Regions from separate parts of the Mus musculus genome. Here regions 1 and 3 are each linked to region 2. A link is a contact called in ENCODE Hi-C or POLR2A ChIA-PET data. All regions are on one chromosome and are shown on one strand. Each heading gives the region's core, a stretch centred on a gene start or an enhancer-like site at or near the end of the contact. The rest is flanking DNA. Distances are from core to core; before and after follow the strand shown.

Region 1 (3,595 bases), core at 245-2,744, 170 kb before region 2:
GTTGTAGAAACACCAGGCTGGGACACTTGCCTTTCAAGTCCTGATCCTGTGCCGCTTGCACGGCTCCTTGGACCTCCCAGTTTAGCCAAGTTAATCATTGTGTCCTGAATTCAGTAGCTGGCTGCCCATAGCTGGCTGCAACTTCCAGTGCTGTCTAAGGGCCAGCAATAGGAAGGACATAATCATTTGGAGGAAGTGTGTAACTCACGGCATGGGCTCTGACACCTAAGACATTAGCTGTGTCACTTTGTGTCACTGGTCGGAGCCGGTTTCCTCATTTGTAATATGGAGCAATGTTGCCAATGCTGGCCTCTGTGGGGTCAGTGACTTCATGTATGTCAGGTCTATGCCATAGACTCTGCCACAGGGTACCACACACATGACAAATGCACTCAGGTACTATTACAGTTGCTAAGGAGAAGAGGGCTGGAGGAGCCTTGCAGTAGAGGACACATGTGGTCCTGAGGGATTTCAGGTCTCCATTTGTGGGCGTGGGCTGTCAGAGGAGGTTGCTGGGCCTGCAGGGCCTGCTCAGGACTCTCCGCACTCAATTGCAGCACTCCTGAGAGACAGCTCCCTCCATCCCTATCTGATGGCCACGACTTAAATCCCTTACAGATGGCTCACTAATGACTAGCCTCCCTCGCCCCCATCCTCCAGATCTACATTTCCAAATACCTTCTTCAATGACTATCTCTGCCAATTCCCCCTCCCTCACCGTTCTCAGCAGGGCTCGTTCAGTTCTGGTTTGAACTTTCCTGATGGTCCAGCTTGGCTGGGAAGAACCACACCCATCCTTCCCTGGCAGGGCTGGCCAGCGGCTAACCTGGCTCTGTGGATGGGGAGGTCCTCCACCGATGTTCCGATTCTTGGGTGGACCTCAAGGTAGGCCAGTCACTCCGAAGACTTGGCCACAGATACAAACCATTGGCCCCCAAAAGCTGAGCTGGTGTCCGGTCTCCTTCAAACATAGAAGTGAGCACCGAAACTTTAAATTTCAGAAAGACACGCAACTCAGGATGACAAAGTCTCGAGATTCTAGAAACCAAGGAATTGCAGAATTAAAGACTCGTGATTAGACTCGAATAGTTTGTTTCTGTAACTAACATGCACATACCGCAAACAGGTTAGGAGGGTACTAGGGTGGCACTGGTACTAGGGTCGCTCAAGTCAGGTGCAGATCCCTTAGGGGAGGGGCGGGGCCCTGGGCTGGGTCCCAGGGGCTCCAGAGTCACCGTCAAGAGAAGGGAACGTGGACCAGGAACCAGGACCTCTGGTGCAGCCCTACTCTGTTGCCCAGGCAAGGTGCTCCGAACATTTACCCCTTCCGAATCCCGAGCTCACCCACAGACCAAGCTCTGCAGTCCTCTGCCGCAGACGCCTGCCCATAAGAAACAGGGCGACCAGGGTGTCGCCCAGAGACTGGGTGGGGCCAGCGGTTCTCGCGAGAGCTGAGCTTTTCCGCCTATATCCGGCGTGGGCGGAGCAGGATCCGTCTTTTCGGCTTTCGGCTCGGAGGAGGCAACGGTGCAACTTTCTTCGGTCGTCCCGAATCCGGGTTCATCCGACACCAGCCGCCTCCACCATGCCGCCCAAGTTCGACCCCAACGAGGTCAAAGTCGGTGCGTGCCCTCGCCGCGCCCGGGTGCTGTCCCGGGGCCTGGCGGGTCTCCCTTGGGCCTTGGCTGCCACGTGTGTAAGAGGGGAGGGAGCCCGACGCTCTGGCGGCCCGTGCGCCTTAGGGTAAGGCCTGGCCCGGGACATCTGAAGCCCGACGGCAGCGCGCAGGGCGGCCTGCGCCGCAGAGGTTCTGATTTTGCTTTTTCTTCAGTGTACCTGAGGTGCACCGGAGGCGAGGTCGGCGCCACATCCGCCTTGGCCCCGAAGATCGGTCCTCTGGGTCTGGTAAGTCGTCGCTCCCGAGCCGTAGACCTCTAACGTGCATGCTGTTTGGCCTGTAGATGTGTTCTGTCCCCGTGGAGGGCAGAAGAGGCCACCATGTCCCTGGTGCAGGCCGGGATGTGGGTGCTGGGACTTGGGACGCAAAGGAAAACTGAGATAACACGTGCACGGAGGCTCGTGCCACAGCCCGGTTGAGGCAGCCATTGGACTTGCTTAAATCCACTAGCCTCCGTGGGTAACGCACGGGAACCTAGTGTTTAAAGCTCCGAGGGTTCCCCATTGCAGCAGAAAGTGTTTTGCTTTGTTAGCCCTTACTGCAGAGTTGTCTTAGTGAAGAAGGATGTGGAGCCATTGTGGGCAGGCTCCTGTGGGACGGTGAGGAGGGCTGGCGGTGAGCTTGAAGGTCCTGGCTTCAACTTTGGGCACATGGTAACGAATGCTATTATTTCTACAGTCTCCGAAGAAAGTTGGCGATGACATTGCCAAGGCTACCGGTGACTGGAAGGGTCTCAGAATTACAGTGAAACTGACCATCCAGAACAGACAGGCCCAGGTATTTACATTGCTTGCTGTGGGGGGTTGAGGGAAGGGTTGAGATAGCAGCCCTCAGGAATCATGGGTCTTGGCAAAGATTTCCCTGTCCCGGTGAATCGGATTTTATCCTTGTGGGAGGGCTATACGACAGGGTTCACTGTAAGTCAGTAGTAGGTGCCAGGGTGCAGGAGTCCGCCATGCTAGGGATTCAACTCTGGAGGTGAGGCCAGCAGGAAGCACCTTAGCTAGCCGAGCTGTTTTTTCGGGGCCCTTTAGCGTGTCTGGTGGTGGTTGGTTTTCTGGGCTGTGTTCACATCAAGTCTCTTTGCAGATCGAGGTGGTGCCTTCTGCCTCAGCCCTGATCATCAAAGCCCTCAAGGAGCCACCGAGAGACAGGAAGAAGCAGAAGAACAGTGAGTCGGCCCCACTCCCTGGGTTTCCGCTGCAGTGTGCTACTCAGCTGTGTCGACCCCTTTCTTGGGACCTAGGGGTGGAATGAGATCACAGTAGGCGTCTGTTGTCTGTTCCCTTTCCTGGGTGCAGAAATGAAACAGTGCCTCAGGGGTTTAACTTTATCTGTTTCCATCCCTAAAATCGTGTTAGGGCTGCTGGTGAGGACTTGCTTGTGCCCCAGCCACCCGCCACTGCACCTGACCAGTATTGTTGGCTGGTGCAATCCAGTGGTGAGCTGACAGTGAGCCCCAGCTTTTAGGAAACAGGGCTGTCCTACATGTGGATGGCTCTGTGCCGAAAGCATGGGAACAGCCCAGCGATAGGTAAAATGGAGCCATGATCTCAGAAGACAGGGGAAGCTGTAAAAGGCCCTGTACTTGCTTTCTGCAGTTAAACACAGTGGGAACATTACTTTTGATGAGATTGTCAACATTGCCCGGCAGATGAGACACCGGTCTTTGGCTAGAGAACTTTCTGGTAAGAGCACGCTATTTTCCCTGAGTGGTGGCTGCCACTTTGCTGTTGAAGGTTCAAGATTTGGATTTTCCCATGGATCCATATTTTTTCCCTGTGTTCCTGCAATGGAACCCTGGAATTCTTTCCCCTGTGACTGAGGCCACCATTCTTACTGTAGGAACTATCAAGGAGATCCTGGGTACTGCACAGTCTGTGGGCTGCAATGTGGATGGCCGCCACCCTCATGACA
Region 2 (4,112 bases), core at 149-2,648:
TGCCCAGGTGCTGATCACACAAAGCTAAGCCTAGAGTTCAAGAAAGACTTTCAAAAAGAATTGATGAGCAGTTCTACAGCCTGAGGGAGGAGTGCCCAAGCCCTTCAGGCTCTGTGATGGGCCAGGCTTGAGGCAGCTGTGGTGATGGGGAAGAGGCTAGGGCAGCGGCTAGAGCAGCCTTGATATCTGTCCTTACCACACAGCATCAGAACTGCTGGAGCAGTGTGTCAAGGACTGAGTCTGAGAAAGGCCAATTAAGGGCATCACACCTTCCTTTAAGGATCTTGGCTGGTTTGCTTTGTGCCTTAGCAAATGAACTCTCTTTTCCACCTCAGTGGAGGTTAGAGTCCTACATCTTTTTTCTCTTCCTCGTCCCTACCCATGCTATGGCAATTAAAAACTCAGGGGTGCAGGCAGCAGTAGGCTAGGAGGAAGGGGGTTGGCTTCAGGATACCCTCCCTAAGGCCATTATTACAGAATACTGATGAAAATCTGGCCCAGATGGTGGTGCTGGAGTCATTCTGAAAGGAATGAGTCCACCTGGAAGCAGGACCCATTTCAAGTTACAAGGAATTCCTTGGAGGTGGGAGTAAGCCGGGGATAGGCATGGGCAAGAGCCGCAAAGGGAAGGGCGTGTCCGGCAGCAGCCAAGCTTCACCTACGGCCAGGCTGGTTCCTCAGGAGGGCGCCAGTTAAGGAAGGTAAGTCCGGGAGGGGCACGGACAACCTGGGAAAGAGAAAGGACCTAGGAACTATGCAGGGTGCCCCCCACCCCAACCACAGATGGGCGGGGCCATAGGCAGCAGGTGGCCAGGCACTTGGGGTGCGAGGATGGATTATAGAAAGCAAGAGAAGCCTAAAGGGTGTCCTTTTGGGGGCTTAGGGGTTCCGACCTTGTCCTTGAGCATTTAGAAGCAGGCAGGTCGCGTTCTCCACAGCCCAAGACCTCCCTGAGCCGTAGTGTGCAGGGCCTGTCACAGGGCCGAGGCTTCGGACGTCCACATCATCTGCCGGCCGGACACAGGTCTCTAGCCCTCCCGCTGGGCACTCCCTCAGCGTGGCCCGGCCGCTCTACTGGGCTCTGCGCCGACTCCCTCCCACGCCGCGGCCTCGCCACACTCTGTCCCCTCACACCGCCAACCCCCACGTGGCCTACTCCCCTCTCCCACCCCTAGAGGCTGCACCCCTCCGGGGCAACGGTACCTGGGACTCTCAAAGCTGCACCCCCTGCGCCGCAGCGCCGCCCTCTTCTGCCGCAGGAGCGCAGCGGCAGCCCCGCCGGGTTCCTGCTCCATCGCCCCGGGCGGGGGCCGACGGCTCGGGCACACTCGGGTGGGCTCGGGCCTCGGCGGTGTTCGGCCGGACGCTCAGCTAGCGCGCCGCAGCCCACGCCCCGCCCCGCACCCCTCACCGGACCCAAGCCCCGCCTCTGTCCCGCCCCAAACTCCAGCCCAGCCTGGGACCTCAGGCCCCGCCCCGAACTCCAGCCTAACCACGCCCTCAGACTATTCGCGGGGTCCAAGCCCCGCCCCTACTCTAATCAGGTCCCTTGAACACGCCTGAGGCTTTAGGCCCCGCCCCTACTCTAACGGCCTAACCACGCCTCTGGCTTTAGGCCTCACCTCTGCCCCGCCCCCATTCTAGCAGGTACGCCTCTTCCGAACCTCTGGCTTTAAGCCCTGCCCCTAGCCTAGCGAAGTTTGCCTCATCTCTCCGGAGCTAGTCTCCGGAACCTCCCTGATCTCCTACCGAATCCACTCCCTTTGGTCCTTTTTGAGGCCTTGGCCCTCCCCCTGCCTCGCCCCTAATCTAGAAGATCCTCCCTCACCACTCAGCTGGGTTTAGGCCCCGCCCCCTCACCGCCCCAACCCAGTCTATTTGAATTAGGTTCAGGTCCCGCCCCTGTCCGCCTTTGCCCCGCCCCAATCACGCAGATCTCCTCTCAGCTCTGCTCAGGCTCCACCCGTGCCCCGCCCCAAGTACCAAGCCTTACCTATCAGTGGGCTCAGGCCCCACCCCAAACCCTTATCCAGTCAGTCCCTTTGCCCTTCAGCTTTGCCAAGGGCCCGCCCCATCTCTTAGCCAAACCCACCTCACTCCCTAGTCTGGGCACAGGCCACGCCCCGAGCTAACGATCTCCGTTTCTCCGGCCCTTCTCAGACCAGTGCAGGCCCCACCCTGCCTCTACACCAGCTCCAGCCACGCCCCTCCTGAACTGGCCTCACCAAGATCTTCTACCCGCGCTCCCTCCGTTCTTCTGTGTAGCGCACGCAGGCTCCCAATGCCCACTGGATCCTCAACTTCGTCGGGTCCACGGCCCATCACTCCCGCTCCTTACCATTCCCACAGATCTAGGCCCTTCCCACCTACCCCTCCAGCACAGAGCGCTCTATCGGCCCGCCGCTCCACAGCTCCGATTGCTGGATTCTCTGCTGACCCTCCTCACCTCAGCACCTCTTGGTCCTTTCTATCGTAGCACCGCCTTCTTTTGGGGGCCGCCTTTCTCCACATCCCGCCCACAGGCATGGCCCCCAACCCCGGAGCTCCGCCTCTTTTCTCTTGAAGCTGAGGTCTGTACTTAGAGCAATTTTGTTCTCTCGTCCCTTGGCTATTCCACCCCAAGAGCCCTCTAGCTTCCCCGCCTACAAGTCCCGCCTATCTAGCCCCGCCCATGTCGCCTCTTTCTCACTTCAGGAGTGCCTGGATGGTGCGGGTCTTCCTGCCTGAACTGGGGTCCACCATGAGGTTTGCGCTACCTCAGGATCTAACCAGTCAGCAAAAGGAGGTACTACTGTCTCCTGGTGGCTGTTTGTGGTCTGACACAGTGAGGCTGAGGGGAGCTTTGGTTGTCTACCAGTTGTGGGTTCAGGTTTTCATTCATAACCTTCCAATTTTGTGACAGCTCTAACCTCCACCCCTCATTTCCTCCCCGAGTCGGATGCATCATCTGAGTTCTGTAACATTGCACTGTAGTTGGGTGTGGAAATTCATCTGAGTTTAAGTAAGGATGGCTTTGCCATCTATTTCTAGTTCAGTTTCTGTTGCTGTGATCAAAAGCACCTTAGGGAAGAAAGCCTTTATTTGTCTTACAGGCTACAGCCCATCATCTGGGAAGTCAGAGCAGGAGCTCAATGTCCCAAGCAGAAACTGAGGTCTGTACTTGGAGCAATTCTGCGTCTCTTGTCCCTTGGCTATTCAGCCCCAAGAGCCCTTTAGCTTCCCCTGCCCTACACAAGCCCCGCCCACGTTGCCTCTTCCTCACTTCAGGGGTGCCTGGATGATGCGGGTCTTCCTGGCTGAAGCGGAGTCCACAACGAGGTACAACAGTTTGGAGCTGGAAGGGTGAGGAACTCAAGAACTGAATCAGCACTTAACAGATTTTCCTCTGGCTTGCTCACCTTCTTTTCTTATCTAGCCAAGTACCACCTGCCCGGGATACTACCACCTACAGTGGGCTTAGATCCTTCACAGCACCCCACCACCACTACCAAAAGCCCTCACAGACCTGTCTACAGGCTAATCTGATGGAGGAAGCTGCTCAATTGAGAGTTCCTCTTCCCAGGTAAAGTGTAGGTGTGTGCTAATTTGTGCAGCAGGGCTCTTTCACTGCGATCACAAGGTTCTGGTCTCATTCAAGCAGAGACAGGAGCAAGAATGGGTGTGTATGCCTGGGAGCTGCCACTGAGATCCCCAATCTACTCTAGTTCCTGCGCTCCTGCTCGCTGGCGCTTGCTCTCTCTCTGCCTCCCTCCCTCCCTTACTCCCTCCCTCGCTTTCTCCCTCTCTCCTTTACCTCTAATCAAACTGGAGTGGGTTTGCTTTATGCATCATGACTTCCTCCTGACAGATCTTTTCAGATTATCACCTTGACTGGAACTCTCCCTCAGTAATCTCGGGTTGCCTGCTTTTCCCCATGTGCATCCTGTCCTCTCTGTCTCCCTGACCCCCCTCCCCCCACTCCTACAGCCTCCTTAATGTTCTGCGACTTCTGATCTGAAAACTCTCAAGGCCCCCTGTCTTCTTAGGTATCCCCAGACCCTCTGCCTTCCTCTCCAAGAGATCCACAATATTGTCCCTGTTCTTTCCCTATATATTTACATCCTAGTTACTCT
Region 3 (3,712 bases), core at 687-3,186, 240 kb after region 2:
CAGAATCAAGTTGGTAGTGGGAGTATTCCAATGGGCTCTACTATAGGCCTAGCCCATCAGCTAAGATCCACACTGGACCTGGGGTCCAAAGGTCAGCCAACAAGGGAAACACGCTTCCCTTTCCATTCATCATGGCTCCCCAGGCTGCATTCCTGCCCAAGGCTGCACAGGGAGTACCATAATCTAAACCACCTCTAGTTTGGAGGAGGGAATTCCCCAACACAAATGTGATTCAAACTCTCAAGAGAAAGAGACTTTTATTTTTCTTTTTTTCTTTTTTCTTTTTCTTTGTGTGTGTGTGTGTGTGTGTGTGTTTTGTTTTGTTTTTTTTTTTTTTTTGAGACAGGGTTTCTCTGTGTAGCCCTGGCTGTCCTGGAACTCACTCTGTAGACCAGGCTAGCCTCGAAATCAGAAATTGCCTGCTTCTGCCTCCCAAGTACTGGGATTAAAGGTGTGCGCCACCACTGCCCGGCAAGAAAGAGACCTTAACTCACCTCTTGACAAGGAATTCCCCTCTGGCCCTGGAAGGTCACAATTAGGCACCAGGGATGGTCACTTTGACAACAACAAAACACACAAAAAGGCAAAAATAACTCCCAGGTGTCTGTCCCAGCTCCAAAGAGCCAAGTTCTCATTCCGCCTCTTCGCCCCCACCACGCTGCCTTTTCTATCTTTTTGAGACCAGCACTGTGAAGATCTGCATGAGCATCTGCTACCATGAGATCCAGAACCCTTCCGAGCATAGCATCAACGACTACTCTTGAAGAGCACACATTTTCCAACAGCTGATCAACCAATGAAACCTAACCACCCCGAAATCCAGCCAAGCTCCTTCAACAGCAACAGGGGAGTAAAACAAAAACAACAACAACAACAACAAAGGCAGTGTGCCCACTTAGGGCTCGGTTTGGCTCAGGAAAGCAGTCGGCCTATTAACCAGGGCAGCTGCGATCCTTGTACGACTCAGCAAAGACACAGGCTGCCCTGGCCTGCCCCTCCAAGAGACAACCATGGATGCCTCCAGAGCCTGCAGAAAACCCAAAGCCCCAAGACGGCGGCGGAGAGGGCAGCTTCTTCCTTCTCCAAAAAGGGTCCCACTCACCCTCAGGCTAGTCCTCACCTGCAGCCCTGCTTCCGGACCTGCCAATGATCCTCAGCCCCGCCCCCTGCCTCCCCCCGCCCCCGCCCCTACAGGGTTTCCCCAGCCCCGCCCACTGCACCTGTGCTTTTCCCTAGACTCTCCTTGCAGCCCCTCCCATTGCCACCCCATGCCCCGCCCCTCGCACCTGAGCCCTTTCCCCGCCGCTAACCTACACACAGGTTCCCTTTCTGGTCCCAGAGACCTGAGCTCCCTCCAGACCCCACGCCTCGCGCCCAGGCTCCGCCCCCAATCCATCAGGCCGCGGGACCCGCCTCCTGCACCTGCGCCCTTTCCCCCCCAACACCACCACCACCACCACCACCCCCCCCCCCCGCTCCGCCATCTCCCCGACAACCACACGCTGTCATTCGCGTCCCTGGGACCCGAGCTGGCCATGGTCCCGCCCCCCCCTCCAACCCCAAGCCGAGGTCCCACCCTCGAGCCGAGGCCCCGCCCCACCCCCTCCGGCCGGGGATCCCGCCCCGCCCGCCCCCATTCTCCCCCCCCCTCCGCCCCCCGCACCTGCAGCGGCTCGCGCCCAGGGCCCCGCCCCGCCAGCCGCTCCTCTCACCGCTGTAGTCCGGGCTGGTCACCTTGACGAGGGCCGCAGTGGCTGCCACCGCTTCTTCATGGTCTTGCGAGAGGCCCAGCGGCAGCGGCGCCTTCGTTCCGAGACCGGGGCCGGATTGAGGTTGAGCCAGGCGCAAGCTTGAAACGCGAGGCCGACGCGGGAGCCCAGCCGGTGCCCAGCCGCAGTAGGAACCGTCCACTCCTGGGCCTGAGCGGCGGCCGGCTCAGCCAATCGGCGCGCGGCACCATACCAGGGTTCTCCAACCAGCTTGCCGTAGGGGCGGAGACACGCAAATGAACCGGCTGGTTGCACCAGTGCGCAGCCGCTGCAGCAGCGGTCCCCGTTCCCCCCACCCCCCCACCCCCCACCCCACCAGCCGCGGCCTGCGCTTCGGTCTTGCAGACGCTCAGGCTTGCAAGGATGCTCTGCTGTTCTCGTCGGGCTCAGCCGCCCGCCACGCCCACCCCCTGCCTAGAAATAGACTCAGTCTACAAACATCCTTCCAGGCCTCACCCAGTGTCCTTCTTAAATTCCTACCTAGAGTTTATCGTTTTCAACAACAACATCAAAAAAAAAAAAAAAAAAAAAAAAAAAAAAAAAGGCTTTGTGAGCAAGACATCATCACCTTAGTCCCATTCTTCACAAACCTATCCCTAGGTTTCTTTATGTGATTCTAAATCTGTCAAATTGACAATCACAGTCAATCCAATAACACACTTCGAGGTCCTTGAGACTGACCCATGGTTTTCACAACAGGTAAAAGTTAGGCCTGAAGAGGGTCTTGCCCAAGACCATAGCGTTCAAAGCAGGGAGAATGGGCCTGGAAGCTGTCTCCCTGCACCCAGACCCTTTTATGGCTGGGCCAGGCAAACGCAGTGAGTAGAGCTTAAATCATCTGGCTTAAAGGCAGAGATACTAAGTTACAAAGACCGTGGAAGCCAGTGGGTGGCTGTGAATCCCTAAAGTCAGAACCACAGCAAAATTCTGTTACGCCTACAAGAGAAAGGAGGGTAGGATGCTCTTTGGACTTGTAGACAAGATCATTTTGATAACGTAATTTTTGCTGCTATGGCGTCGCTTATGGAAAGATTTAGATACTGCACTATTTAAAAGAAGAGGGAGAGGAAAACAAGAGAATCAGCAGAAATTAAACCACTTTAAGAGTGAGGTGAGGGAATAGGGGATCTCTGAGGCAAACGTCTGCTATTTTGCATGAAGAACACAGTGATGCCCGAAGGATAGTCTTAAACTGTTTCCCTTAGATAAAACAAGAGATGCATGGTGTGAGGATTCTTTTAGAAAATTTGGAATCCAGAGAGGCTGAGAGCTGAGCGCAAGCTTGAGGAAGCTTGGGTAGATGGCTATAAAGTTAGGAGTGATGGTCTAGCGTAAAGTGGAGTGCTCAGGACACGCATAAGAAAATGGACGTAGCCAGGCGGTGGTGGCGCTCGCCTTTAATCCCAGCACTTGGGAGACAGAGGCAGGCGGATTTCTGAGTTCGAGGCCAGCCTGGTCTACAAAGTGAGTTCCAGGATAGCCAGGGCTACACAGAGAAACCCTGTCTCGAAAAACCAAAAAAAAAAAAAAAAAAAGAAAAAGAAAAAGAAAGAAAGAAAGAAAATGGACGTGCTTGTAGAGGTAACCCTAATGCTTAGGATTTGGGGGATGGAAACTGGAGACTTGCTGTGACTTGCTGGCTAGCAGATTCAGTGAGAGACCCTATCTCATGGGGATAAGATGGAGAGTATAAAGCAGGACACTTGACATCCTCCTCTGGCCACCTCTGCATGCGTGTGCATCACCTGCACATACACTGCACATGCACTGACTGCTCTTCCAAAGATCCTGAGTTCAAATCACAGCAACCACATGGTGGTTCACAACCATCTGTAATGGGATCTGTTGCCCTCTTCTGGTGTGTCTGAAGACAGCTACAGTGTACTTGCATATAATAATAAATAAATTTAAAAAAAAACAAGTACTATAGTTGTTTTTCTAAA

The links. A loop is a pair of places that touch in the nucleus more often than their neighbours do. ChIA-PET counts read pairs that join two places held with the same protein, here RNA polymerase II (POLR2A).
Region 1: a loop to region 2 is called in a map of T-helper 2 cell, with 2.6 times the contacts of the local background. The contact joins the promoter of Rpl12 here to the promoter of Garnl3 in region 2. A Hi-C loop is called at or near these places in 1 of 37 maps with a recorded cell type or tissue (T-helper 2 cell). POLR2A ChIA-PET finds 5 or more read pairs at or near these places in 4 of 5 experiments (Patski and embryonic stem cell).
Region 3: POLR2A ChIA-PET joins it to region 2 with 35 read pairs in embryonic stem cell. The contact joins the promoter of Ralgps1 here to the promoter of Garnl3 in region 2. POLR2A ChIA-PET finds 5 or more read pairs at or near these places in 4 of 5 experiments (Patski and embryonic stem cell).

What each region holds. Positions count from the first base shown.
Region 1 is chr2:32,960,218-32,963,812 of GRCm38, forward strand. Rpl12 (ribosomal protein L12) reads left to right here and starts at 1,495. Exons shown (of 7, transcript NM_009076.3): 1 at 1,495-1,622; 2 at 1,832-1,905; 3 at 2,357-2,455; 4 at 2,768-2,849; 5 at 3,280-3,366; 6 at 3,524-3,595. The coding sequence starts at 1,586. It overlaps Lrsam1 (leucine rich repeat and sterile alpha motif containing 1), which reads right to left and starts at 1,424. Exons shown (of 26, transcript NM_199302.3): 1 at 1,345-1,424; 2 at 827-1,038. Snora65 (small nucleolar RNA, H/ACA box 65) reads left to right here and starts at 3,084; the gene lies at 3,084-3,201.
Region 2 is chr2:33,129,221-33,133,332 of GRCm38, forward strand. It overlaps Garnl3 (GTPase activating RANGAP domain-like 3), which reads right to left and starts at 1,399. Exons shown (of 30, transcript NM_001355200.1): 1 at 1,204-1,399. The coding sequence starts at 1,295.
Region 3 is chr2:33,369,558-33,373,269 of GRCm38, forward strand. Ralgps1 (Ral GEF with PH domain and SH3 binding motif 1) reads right to left here and starts at 1,937. Exons shown (of 20, transcript NM_175211.5): 1 at 1,713-1,937.